Linked DNA regions of Mus musculus: region 1 is linked to region 2. The links are chromatin loops, found by intact Hi-C in ENCODE. Cell type or tissue: left cerebral cortex. All regions are shown on one strand. Each heading gives the region's core, and the rest is flanking DNA. Links, peaks and the distances in the headings are about the cores only.

Region 1 (6,354 bases), core at 584-5,583, 160 kb before region 2:
TAGTCTTGGTTTCTGTTAGTAAGATTCTTTCATTTGCCTTTTGCCATCTGGTAATCTCTGGTGTTAGATGTTCTAGCTGTCTCTGGCTGGAGATTTTTCCTCCTGTGATTCTGTTAGCCTCTGGTAGCACTCTTGGGAGTCCAAGTCCCTCTGAGTCCCAGTGGACAGAGCACTCTCTGCAGGCAATCTCTCCTCTTGCAGGGAAGGTGCACAGAGGTCTGGTGCTCAGCTCAGGCTCCTGGCTGAAGATGAAGGCCTTAAGGGACCCTGTCCAAGAAGCTCTGTTGCTTCTGACGTCCGTTTGCTCTCCTGAGTGGACTGGTCTCTGAGAAACCAGGGATACAAGATGGTGCTCTCCCCTGATCCCTGTGTCAGAGCCCTCTCTGGAGGCTGATTCTCCTCAGTTATCCTAAGATTCTGGGTGTGCTAGGGCATCTGCAGCATGGAGAGTCCTCTCAGTACCATTGGACCATCGGCCGCGTTCATGCCCAAGGTGGCCCAGGGCTGGCAATGACCAGAATGAACCTCAGCCAATGGTTGGACAGATTTCCTGTGTCCCTGTTCCTGCTGTCACAGGTCCCTCCAGGTTGTTTTGGAACAGATGTTGAGTTCCACTCACCAGTGATCCCAAGATCCTGCTTGTGCTAGGGCACCTTCAGAGTGAAGAGTCATCTGGGGCCATTGGACCGTCCACTGAGTTCATGCCCAAGGTGGCCCAGGGCTAGCACCAACCAGAATGAACCCCAGCCACTGTTTGGGCGGGTTTCCTGTGTCCCCGTTTCTCTCCCTCTCTCCCTCTCTCCTCCTCTCCCTCTCTCCCTCTCTCCCTCTCTCCCTCTCTCCCTCTCTCCCTCTCTCCCTCTCTTCCTCCCTCCCTCCCTCCCTCCCTCCCTCCTCCTCCTCCTTCTTCTTCCTCTCTCTCCCTCCCTCTCTCTCTCTCTCTCTCTCTCTCTCTCTCTCTCTCTCTCTCTCTCTCTCTCTCTCTCCCGCCCCAAGTGGCTGACCATCTTTTTCACAATTCGAGCAAATTCCAGGTGGAGGTTATCCAGGGCCCATCATCTTCTTCAGAAAAGGTGGTGCTGCCTGAAGCTGATGTGTCAGAATAGTCTTTTATTATTAAAACATCTTAAATGTCATAATCTGCAGATCTTTGAGGACCACCTACTAAGGTTATCTCAATAGACAAATGTTGCTTGCTTATAGCTATATATTTGCTGCTTCACTTTGAAAACATATCGAGCAGGGTAAATAAAGCTTATATCTGTAATTTACTATCCTTTTGCCTAAAATGACTGTGAGAATATTATTTATAGGTGACTGACTACTAACTTGCATCTCCTAATTATGTTTAACTGTTGACAATGGTAGCTTTTATAGGACTAGAACTTTCCATTAAATTTTTAAATGTGTTACATATACATATACCTTAACTGAGAGTCAAATCATATATGTAGTATGTTGTAAGAAATATTTTAAATTTCTATATTCATAAAAAATTCCATAACAATCTAAAATATTTAAGACTTGTTTTCTAGTAAAAAAAATAAACACAATAATCCACACACCTTTTTCTTTCAACCCTACATCCCCCTTTTTTACCCTCCTTTACCCTCTACTCTTTGTCCTCTCATTTCTTTTCCCTCTTTCCCCCTAACACTAGATAGAAGAAAAAAGAATGGATGTGAGTAAAACAAGAGAATGAGATTCTTGACTCTAACCTCCCTTACTTTGTTTCCTGTGGGTTTCCCCTTCCTCTTAGGTCATCAACCACCAGCTCATCATGGTGTGGAGGGCAGAGGCAGGGAGCAGGATTCAGTTGACTATCAGTACTGACAGAACGGCTTTCAGGATCAACTTCAGTGAGACAGCTCAACTTTACTTAGGGTGAACAAAGGCTAAGTATATCTTTGGGTGTGGGTAGGGATGTCCAGGATGAGTGTGTGTTATTCAGATATGAGGTGCTGGAAATGGTTCATTTACACAAAGAGAGATTCCAAGAATCTGCAGAGCAGGTTCTTCTCATGAGAGAGGAAGGTGAACCTGTAATTCAGCCAAAGAATATGTGACTGCCTTCAGAGGTGGGGGAAGTAGGGGTCATGCACACAAAATTTTAGGCTAAGAGCAGAGAGAGACAGAGAAATAGAGAGAAAGAGAAAGAGAGAGAGGTTAAAATACTTGTTGTAAGTCCTATCATGCTTTCTTATTTTCTCTCTAAAAAGTCATTCCTTGGCTGATATAGAATGAATGGCTCATGTTGTCTTTTGGTGGGCCCAAGAAAAGTCTGTTAGGTAGTTTATGGAAATAAGGAATTGGTTTATATATATCTGGATGATCTATACTTATAAGCCCTATGTGTGTTCCTTCCATATCTTTTGCATATCCCAGAAAGCTTATTTTAGGAATTACCATTAAAGAAAAAATTATCCTTAGGAACTGTTTACAGTATTTTAGAAAAGGATCTGGTCTTCCACAACCAAAGCACTGGACTTTCTAAGCTTTCATACCTTTTGCAATTGAGTGTCTAATCATAACTGAATCATAAGCATTAAGTTCTATATCCACAGTAATTTTAATCCATTTATAACTAGGTACAGATCTGGTCTTTAAAGGTGTAATATCCTTTTTGCATTAAGCATTAGCATTCTCAAAATATAAAGATGCAATTAAAATTTCTCTAGCATCTGGATCTGATATTGCTCTATTTATAGCAGAAGTTAATCTTTGTAAAAAAAAAAATCAATGAAAGATTTGTCTGGACCCTAGGTGATTCTTGTAAATGATTCAGATTATGTTCCCAGTTGGTTGTTCATCTTTGTCTTAAGCACTTAAAGGTACTTACAACATTGCTCTAAGATAGCATCATTAAATATAATTTGCATTCTTAATTCAGCATATTGATCTTTACCTAGCAACTGATCCTTGACAATATCAATGACTCTAGTCTGATTACATTGTTCAATAGCTGAAGCCTCTTCTTTCCATCATGTCAGCTGCTGTAGTTGAGGCCCAGACACCAAGATGCCTGACATTACATTTTTTAACCTTTTGGAAATATACTATTATTTATGGCACAATTAATAACTCCATCAGTATCTGTTTTACATTAACTGAATGCATATCATTGGCTGTCGCTGTTTCTTAAATCTTTTTCTATCAAGTACTTCCATGGGCTACCAACCAAATCTTTCATAATCTTATGGATTTCCGTCATCTAGATTTCATTCTCTTACTGGAAGTGGAAAAAAAATGTATTGTTGGAAGCTATTTTGACTACTTCTGTGACAGCCTGCATGTCTGTCAAGAACTTGGCAAGTCAAGTCAGGCCAAGTTCTGCTGGTGGCGTTCCCAGCCTGCTGACGCAGCATGAAGCTCGAGGCAAGGGCCTGAATGTTCTGTTAATCTTGGAGGAAGGAATAGGGAGGATTAGGGTGGCCTCTGGCATTGGTACAGATATGGAATATACTGTTGGCTTGTGACTTTGTTTCCCAGGATACTGTAAAGTATATAATGCCTAAGAGAATTAAACTCGGGGCTGCCACAGTTCTGACTGGACAGTCCTCCTAATTTCTAACCTTTATCTCTGAGTCTTCTCCATCTTTTCTGTAATCCTCATTGCCCGCTCTAAGGACTTCTTGACTTCGTACCAGCTGGACCAGTACATTGTATGTCTTCTCAAGGGCTTAGTTTGCCATCTTGCAATCTCATCACTAAGTGACACAGTAGGCTTACTTTGGATTTTTCTGACCTAGCTTGAGAAAAATATTATGATTTAAAATATCATTCAACTTTTGTTTTATAGCTTATAACACAGCATTCCATTTCTCAGTGTGTTTTATTCTTATCTATCCTAGAAAGGACATAAACTGCTATCATTACCAAACATACTGTAATTAATTCCATGTTAATAATTAAAACAAAATTATATGATGTCACAATGCCCTCTGCCATAGAGGTTTTTATGTTTTAATGCAGAAAATATTTTCTTTATTAATCTCACTAACTCTTTCCTTCCTTCTGAGATTTCACTTTCTTATTTAAATGTTATGCTTCTTTCTATGTCTATCTATCCTTGATTTTTCCCCTTTTCAACATCTATGCATGTTTACAAGGCGGTTTTATCCATTTCTCTTTTACTGCTTTTAAACTTAATATTTATTTCGGTATCTAAGTTTCTCTAAACTCTGTCCTCTGAAAATTGCCAGCAAACATTCATTACTGGTTCAGAATTTTTTTTCAGTTCATGGTCACTATGTGGTCAACATTTGCTATGAGCTCTGGGGAACTCAGGTTCCTGCATGCTGCCACTCTTCTCAGTCATGGGTGTTTGCAGTCCCATCTACCCAATTTCCCACATCTGTTTTCTTTCCCTGGTGTTAGCATTCTGCCTGGACTCCACCCCACAGTTACTTGGCAACAACTAGGTAGACCTGACCCACTATAAAACGGGCTGCTTGCCCCTTTCTCTCTCTCTCTCTCTCTCTCTCTCTCTCTCTCTCTCTCTCTCTCTCTCTCTCTCTCTCTCTCTCTTCCTCGCACCCTCTTGCTCCCCCTCTCTCCCCATTGCCTTCTCCTCTCTCTCCATGTGGCCATGGCTGAGCTCTACTTCTCTTCTCTTCTCTTCTCTTCTCTTCTCTTCTCTTCTCTTCTCTTCTCTTCTCTTCTCTTCTCTTCTCTTCTCTTCTCCTCTCCTCTCCTCTCCTCTCCTCTCCTCTGCCTCCCCTCCCCTCCCCTCCTCTCCCTCCCTCCCCTCCTCTTCCCTCCTCCTCTCTCTCTCCCTTTATCTACTTCTACTACCCTCTTAACTCCCCTCCCCATGTCCTGAATAAATCCTATTCTATACTATACTGTCATGTGGCTGGTCCCTCGGGGGAAAGGGATGCCTTGGCATGGGCCTGCTGAGGCACCCACTTCCCCCATACCTCACCACACCCCCATAGAACATATCCTTCTACTTCTTTATCTTTTTATAAACACATCACCTGGCTCATTCTCTCTGCCATTCAGCCTCTATTTCCTATCAAGTGATTGGCCACTAGTTCGTTATTACAACCCATTGTCATTGAGATAACCTCTGATGCTATTCTAGATTGTCTCTAGGCATCGAGAGCTGCCTGAACTTCAAGTGTCTGAACAAGTATGGAGGGAAAAATATTTACAAATAAAAGGCTTATATTGGACCATATAACTGACAATACTAATATACTGCCAACATTGAAGTCTCTGCTGGTACAGAATTAAAAATTGAAAATACAGAAACATACCTTCACATAATATAAAAAGATTGCACCGACATGTGTCTATAATTGAGCATATAAAAATAGTTAGTAAGTATAAGAAATAGCCTAATTGTCAGTAGTCTTTAAGTAAATACAAATTAATGTTATAATGAGATTTTAACTGCAAGAAGTCCTAGACCTAAATGAAGTAAGCACATGCACCCATCCCTAACTCAGAAGGAATCTCCAATTGACAATCAATTGCAAATGAAAATTTTGTTTCTTCCAAATGAGTTTAGCTGAGGAAACAAACTACTCTTAAGTGTTGGCCGCATGATCAGCAGTAGGTGACCAACACAACATGAACTTAATAGCTTCCTGGGAGATTACTGAATCATAATGTCGTGTCAGGGCTTTTCATTTTTAAAACTTTTATCTTACTATTTTTACTTCATTTCACTCTACTTACATATATACGTTTCTTCCTTCCTTCTTCCCTTTCTTTCTTTCTTTCTTTCTTTCTTTTTTTCTTCCCTCCTTTCTTTCTTTCTTTCTTTCTTTCTTTCTTTCTTTCTTTCTTTCTTTTTATTTCTTTCTTCTCCCCTCCCTCCCCATAGGTCTTGTGAATATACATTATGGCTTCCAGTTGAGTGTTTTTATGGGTTTTCTGTGAACACAAACAACTGAGTCTCTGTTTTCTTGGTAGATCCAGATAATAAGATAGATGGGGAAGAAATCAGGATATAATGTTTGGGAAAATACCTATTTTCAATAAAAGAAAAAAATGACAAAGAAAAGAAATTATAAAACTAGAGAGTTGGTGAAGATGTGGCTTTGCAGGGCTTCAATGCAATGCTTGCTAAGTGAAAATTGGAGCTTCTGCTTGCATTAAGTAAATCTGATAACTGTGTCAAAGTATCCCTTACAAGAGAAAGTCAATTCTGTTTTAGTGCTTGTTTTGAAAACTCAAAGTTGTTCCAATGCAATTGATTTATTCATGGAAAAATTAATCATAGGATAAACCCCACATCTCTTTTAAAAAATCATTTCTTTTAATTTTTTGATTTTGCCCATTCTTTCCTATAAACACTCTCATACATGTCTTTCTACTCTCTTTCAAATTTCATGGCTATGTTAT
Region 2 (6,354 bases), core at 714-5,713:
CTCTGTATATATTTGTTAAATCCATTTTGGTTCATAACCTCTATTAGCTGCATTATATATCTGTTCAGTTTCTGTTTGGTCCATTGGTGAGAGCTGGGTATTGAAGTCTTCCACTCTTATTGTGTGAGGTTCAGTGTGTGTCTTGAGCTTTAGTAGTTTCTTATGTGAATGTGGGTGTCCTTCCATTTGGAGCATAGATGTTCACAATTGAGACTCTCTTGGTGGATTTTTTCCTTTGATGAATATGAAGTGTCCTTCCCTATCTCATGTGATAACTTTTGGTTGAAAGTCTATTTAGGATGGTTATTCCAGCTTGTTTCATGGAACCATTTGCTTGGAAGACTTTTTTCCAGCCTTTAACACTGAGGTATTTGTCACTGAGATGTTTTTCTTTAAGTGTGTTTCTTGTATGCAGCAAAATACTAGATCCTGCTGGCATATCCACATCCAGCTTATGTCTTTTTATTAGGGAATTGAGTCCGTTGATATTGAGTGATACTAAAGACAGATGATTGTTCATTTTGTTATGTTGATTGTTGTAGGTGGCATTATATGTATGTGATTCTCTACTTTTGGTTTTGTTGTGAGATAATTAATATCTTGTTTTTTCTTTGATGTACATACCCTCCTTGTGTTGGAGTTTTCCCTCTAGAATCCTCTGTAGGGATGGATTTGTAGATAGATATTGCTTCCATGACAAAATTTGGTTTTCTCCTGGAATATTTTCTTTTTCCATCTAAATGATTGAGAGTTTTGCAGAGTATAGTAGCTTGGGATAGTATTTGTGTTCACTTAGGGTCTGAATGACTTCTTTCCAGTCTGTTCTGCCTTTTAGTGGCTCTGTTGAGAAGTCGGCTGTAATTCTGATAGGTCTGCCTTTATATGTTACTTGGCCCTTTTCCCTTACAATTTTAAATATTCTTTTCTTGTTCTTTACTTTTAATTTTTGATTATTATGCCAGGAGAGAATTTTCTTTTCTAGTCTAATTTGTTTGTTGTTCTATAGGTTCCTTGTATATTTATGGCCATCTCTTTTTTATGTTGGAGGACGTTTTCTTGTATGATTTTGTTGAAGATTTTTTTTTTATTCTTTGAGCTAGGAAACCTCACTCTCTTTTCTTCCTATTATTTTTTAGATTTGGTCTTTTCATTGTTTGGGGGGATTTCCTCGATGTTTTGGGTTAGGAATTTTTTGTGTTTTGAATTTTCTTTGACTGTTGTGTCAATATCTTCTAAGGTATCTTCTATACCTGAGATTCTCTCTTCTAGCTCTTGTTATCTGTTGTTGAATCTTGCATCTGTAGTTTCTGACCTCTTTCTTGGGTTTTCCATTTCCAGGGTTGCTTCTATTTGTAGGGTTCTTTTTTATTGTTTCTACTTCCATTTTTAGGTCTTAGACTATTTTTTGTTCAATTCCTTCACTTTGATTGTGTTTTCCTGAATTTCTTTAAGAGATTTATTTGTTTCCTCTATAAGAGCTTCTACCTGTGTACCTGTGTTTTCCTGTATTTCTTTTAGTGAGTTATTTATATGCTCCTTAAAGAACTCTATAATCTTTGTGAGATAGGATTTTCTGTCTGCATTCTGATTTTCAGTTGTCTTGGTGTATGCAGGGCTTGCTGTGGAGGAAAAATTGGGTTCTAATGTCTGATGCCTCTTACCATCTGGTTATCTCTGGTCTTAAATGGCCTGTGTGTCTCTGTCTGGAGCCTGTCTCCTGTGACCCTGGGTTGGTGCAAGTATCCTGGGAGATCTGTGGCCCTTGCTGTAGCATATCTGTGGGGTCTTCACAGAAGCAGACAAGCTGATGATCTGCCCAGGAGGAAGACATCGGACAGAAAGGAAGTAGAGTTTGTGCAGGGCTTTGGGTTGGGGATGGTTTCTAACTCAGCTGGGCTCCTCAGGTTTTCCAGCCTCTGTGGTCATTTGGGAGGGTCTCTTACTTGTTGCCTTGTGTGGAGCAGACCTCCTGGGAGGTCTTCAGACTTTGGGGGTCTTCAGAAGAGCAGACAAGCTGATGATCTGTGGATCTGGCTTCAGGAAACCTCCAGGGAGGCTTTCAGAATATGAGGTCTTTAGAGGAGCAGACAACACTGATGTTCTGCCTAGGTAGATGGCACCGGTCAGAAAACTACCTTTCTTTCTTTTTTTTTTTAAACTGATACCTACCAGCATATTTATTTGCCCAAGAACTCAGTAAAGCTAATTTTAAAAACTCCATGCACATGTTTTTTTTTCATTCATTCTTATTGTTTATTCAACATAAATTTATATTGATTCTTTGGGAACTTCACATTCATTTCAATCACTTCCCACTCCTTTTGGATCTGCCACTATGCTCTTGTGACCTCTCCTCCTCAACAACAGCAACAACTAATTTCCAATTTGCCTTACCCACATATACTTACTAGAGCTTGGTCAAACTCTTGGCCTGTTCCTTAAATATGATTGAGTCCTTTTCATCCTGTACCACTGAAAGCCATCAGTTGTAAAGAGCTACACATCATCATCCTTATCACACCTTTTAAGTGTTCCCTGACATGGCTGGTTATAATTCGATGGAGCTTTTTGTAGGTGGTAGTATTTTGGGTTTTTTTGTATTTGGTTGGTTGGTTTTGTTTAGTTTTTGGTTGTTGTTGTTGTTGTTGTTTGGGGTTTTTTGTTTTTAATTCTTTGTTTTTGTTTCTTTAGAGGTGATTGGGCTTTTTTGTTTGTTTGTTTATATTGTTTTGTTCTGTTGTGTCTTTTAGTTCCTAATAGATATTGTGAAAATTTTTTCTTCCTATTTAAATTTCTTCTAATTTGAGATAACAATATAATTACATGAATTATAGCTTCCTTGTCTGACAGCTTTCTGTGATGGAACAGTTTGAATTATTTTGTTACTGTTTTGTACATTAGTCATTGCTTCTTAATTTCCCAAAGGGTTCAATGAAAGCAATTAATACTTGTGTTTCTAGGGGTGTTTGTTTGTTTATTTGTTTGTTTTATTCTCTCTGTGTGAGTGGTTTTCCTGCACTTATGTACATGAGCCACATGTATAGTTGGGGGATTGCAGAAGTCAGAAGAAGCTGCTTGATCTCCTAGGACTTGATAGATGGATAGTTGTGAAGAACATTGTGGATGCTAAGAACCAAACCAAGGTCCTCTCCAAAAACAAGACATACTCTTAATCACTAATGCTCTCTCAGTCCCAACAATTAATACTTATAGCAAGCTATGTTAAGGTCACTGTAACTTAATTCACTTTCAGAAACTACAGGGGTATTCCATTTTGCAATCTTGATTTAAATTTTATATCTTCTCCTAACGTGTCTGCATTCATTTTAGTGATTTTTATCTTTTAATCCTCATATTGAAGATCAAATCTTCTTTCTTACCACATTCAGTGTATTACAATATGTAATATATGGGTTTTTTCCAGGTGAGAAGCAGAGGCCGACTCATTTATTGCAGAATTGGGAGTGCCTTTGTATCCCCCCACACACTCCATTGGTCCATGATATCTCACCCCTTATTTCTGGCACCACCTAATTGGCTGGCCAGGTAATGCACTCTGTTGTTATTTGTATCCATATGTCAGGCAGATTTTAAGGTTGTAAAATGTGGATGCAGCTGTTGCATATAGGTGGACCATTATGGGCTACCAATCAGGATATGATGACTCATTCCTCCTACTTGTTCTTTCACAGTAGCCAGGTAATAATCAGCAGGTGAACTGTGTCCTTGTATTTATGGGGAATGTCTGGTGGGACCGTCAGTTGCAGGACTGACTAGGTGTGATGGCAAACCTGGGCTAAGTGGACTGAGAAACAGGAAACAAGGAATTAATTCCCATGGCTTGGGATGAAGAAAGCTACAGGGACACTGGTATTTTGAAATCAAGATGATAACAATGAAATGTCCAAAGGAAGCTGAGAAAGAATAGCCAGTGATCTGAGAACCAAGTCATAGTAAAACTGCAATTAAATGCAAAGAGAATACTGGATCCTAACTTGGATGCTACTGGCAACTCATGAGAGTAAAGTCTTAATACTGATAATTTTGAACTATAAAAGTAGAAACAAAAGACTGGTTTAATGGGAAGAATGGGGATGATTACTGATGTCACTTGTCTAAGAAAAAAGAAATCTTTGAAAAATAAAATTAACCCTTCCAGCTGCTGACTTCTGCCTGGGCAGATCACCGGCTTGTCTGCCCCCCTGAAGACACCACAAGGTGAAGGCCTTCCAGGAGGTCAACTGTGTGCAGGGTAACTGTTAAGGGACCTTCCCTAACAGCCACAGCTCCTGGAAATCTCGAGCAGCCCAATGGAATCAGGGCCCATCAGCCTCCAACAACTGTCCCCTGAATTCCACTTCTTTTCTGGCAGCACATTCTGTTAGGGCAGATCAACAGCATGTCAGCTCTTCTGAAGACAGGAGTTCTGCTGCTTGAAGGGCAACTGGGCAACTGACCCAACAGTCTGAAACCATGTCTGGAGTCCTGCTGCACACAGGGCAACAGACCCCACAGTCTGAAGGACTCCCAGAAGAAGAGCTACATGCTGTCAACAATTTGACTGCTCCTCTGAAGACTCAACAGTCTGGAGGCACACCAGGGGATCTTCTTCAGCCAGGGCAACAGATCAGCAGATTGTCTGCCCCTTGGAAGACTCCACAGTCTGAAGGCCATGACAGAGGTCTTCTACAACCAGGACCACAGGCCTATGATTACCTTAGTTTACTCTAATACCCCTTATCATTTCCGATGGATATATAAGCTTGCATAAGAAATAAAGCCATCAATGTATCTGATTAATTAGCCATAAAGAATTAGTCTTAATCTCCCTCATCAACCATTCAGATTTTTGCTCAGTTTAATAGAAAGAGGTCTGTGAGTTCAGCGCATAGACTCATACGACTTTTTCAGGAGTCCATGAGAATGAGGAACTTTTTACTTCCCATGTGCTCAGTTGGAGCTAGTCAAACAGGTAAAATAGATATTATTCCTATGCTAAATCCAAAAAGTACACACTGGGACCTATACTAATACTCATAATAGGACCTAGAAACATACTGAGAGCCCATTTTGAAGAAAGCAGAAAAGTTGAAGAAGTGGAATAAAGTATGAAATGAAACCTTACGGGAATGGCTTTCTGGATATGATCCCATGAGTTCTAAGGGAACCTTGGTCAAGTGTCGTATCCCAGAAGAAATGTCACAGATTTTTTTCTTTTTTTTTATTACGTATTTTCCTCAATTACATTTCCAATGCTATCCCAAAAGTCCCACACACACCCCCCACTCCCCTACCCACCCATTCCCATTTGTTGGCCCTGGAATTCCCCTGTACTGGGGCATATAAAGTTTGCCTGTCCAATAGGCCTCTCTTTCCAGTGATGGCCGACTAGGCCATCTTTTGATACATATGCAGCTAGAGTCAAGAGCTCCAGGGCACTGGTTAGTTCATAAGGTTGTACCTACAGGGTTGCAGATCTCTTTAGCTCTTGGATACTTTGTCTAGCTCCTCCATTGGGGGCCCTGTGATCCATCCAATAGTTGACTGTGAGCATCCACTTCTGTGTTTGCTAGGCCCCGGCATAGTCTCACAAGAGACAGCTATATCAGGGACCTTTCAGCCAACGTTTGCTAGTATATGCAATGGTGTCATTGTGGGAGGCTAATTATGGGATGGATCCCTGGATATGGCAGTCTCTAGATGGTCCATTCTTTTGTCTCAGCTCCAAACTTTGTCTCTGTAACTCCTTCCTGGGTGATTGTTTTCAATTCTAAGAAGGAGCAAAGTGTCCACACTTTGGTCTTCGTTCTTCTTCAGTTTCATGTGTTTTGCAAATTGTACCTTATATCTCACTATACTATTTCTGGGCTAATATACACTTATCAGTGAGTATATATCATTTCAGTTCTTTTGTGATAGTGTTACCTCACACAGGATGATGCCCTCCAGGTCCATCCATTTGACTAGGAATTTCACAAATACATTCTTTTTAATAGCTGAGTAGTATTCCATTGTGTAAATGTACCACAATTTTTATATCCATTCCTCTCTTGATGGGCATCTGGGTTCTTTCCAGCTTATGGCTATTACAAATGAGGCTGCTATGAACATAGTGGAGCATGTGTCCTTCTTACCCGTTGGGGCATCTTCTGGATATATGCCTAGGAGAGGTATTGCAGGATCCTCCAGTAGTACTATCTCCAATTTTCTGAGGAACCTCCAGACTGATTTCCAGAGTGGTTGTACAAGCTTGCAATCCCACCAACATTGGAGGAGTGTTCCTCTTTCTCCACATCCTTGCCAGCATCAGCTGTCACCTGAATTTTTGATCTTAGCCATTCTGACTGGTGTGAG

The links. Peaks named below come from ENCODE experiments on the same cell type or tissue, not always from the same donor. Only the 100,000 strongest peaks of a DNase experiment are listed, where the experiment ranks them.
Region 1: a loop joins it to region 2, with 3 times the contacts of the local background. A loop is called at or near these places in 3 of 42 quality-filtered maps.

What each region holds. Positions count from the first base shown.
Region 1 is chr6:41,908,481-41,914,834 of GRCm38, forward strand. No RefSeq gene overlaps it. Among named protein-coding and RNA genes, the nearest start is that of Sval1, 40 kb to the right of the region's middle. In left cerebral cortex, for the core only: no CTCF peak of the experiment used is centred there; a DNase peak (open chromatin) is centred at 3,364.
Region 2 is chr6:42,063,774-42,070,127 of GRCm38, forward strand. No RefSeq gene overlaps it. Among named protein-coding and RNA genes, the nearest start is that of Sva, 29 kb to the left of the region's middle. In left cerebral cortex, for the core only: no CTCF peak of the experiment used is centred there; no DNase peak of the experiment used is centred there.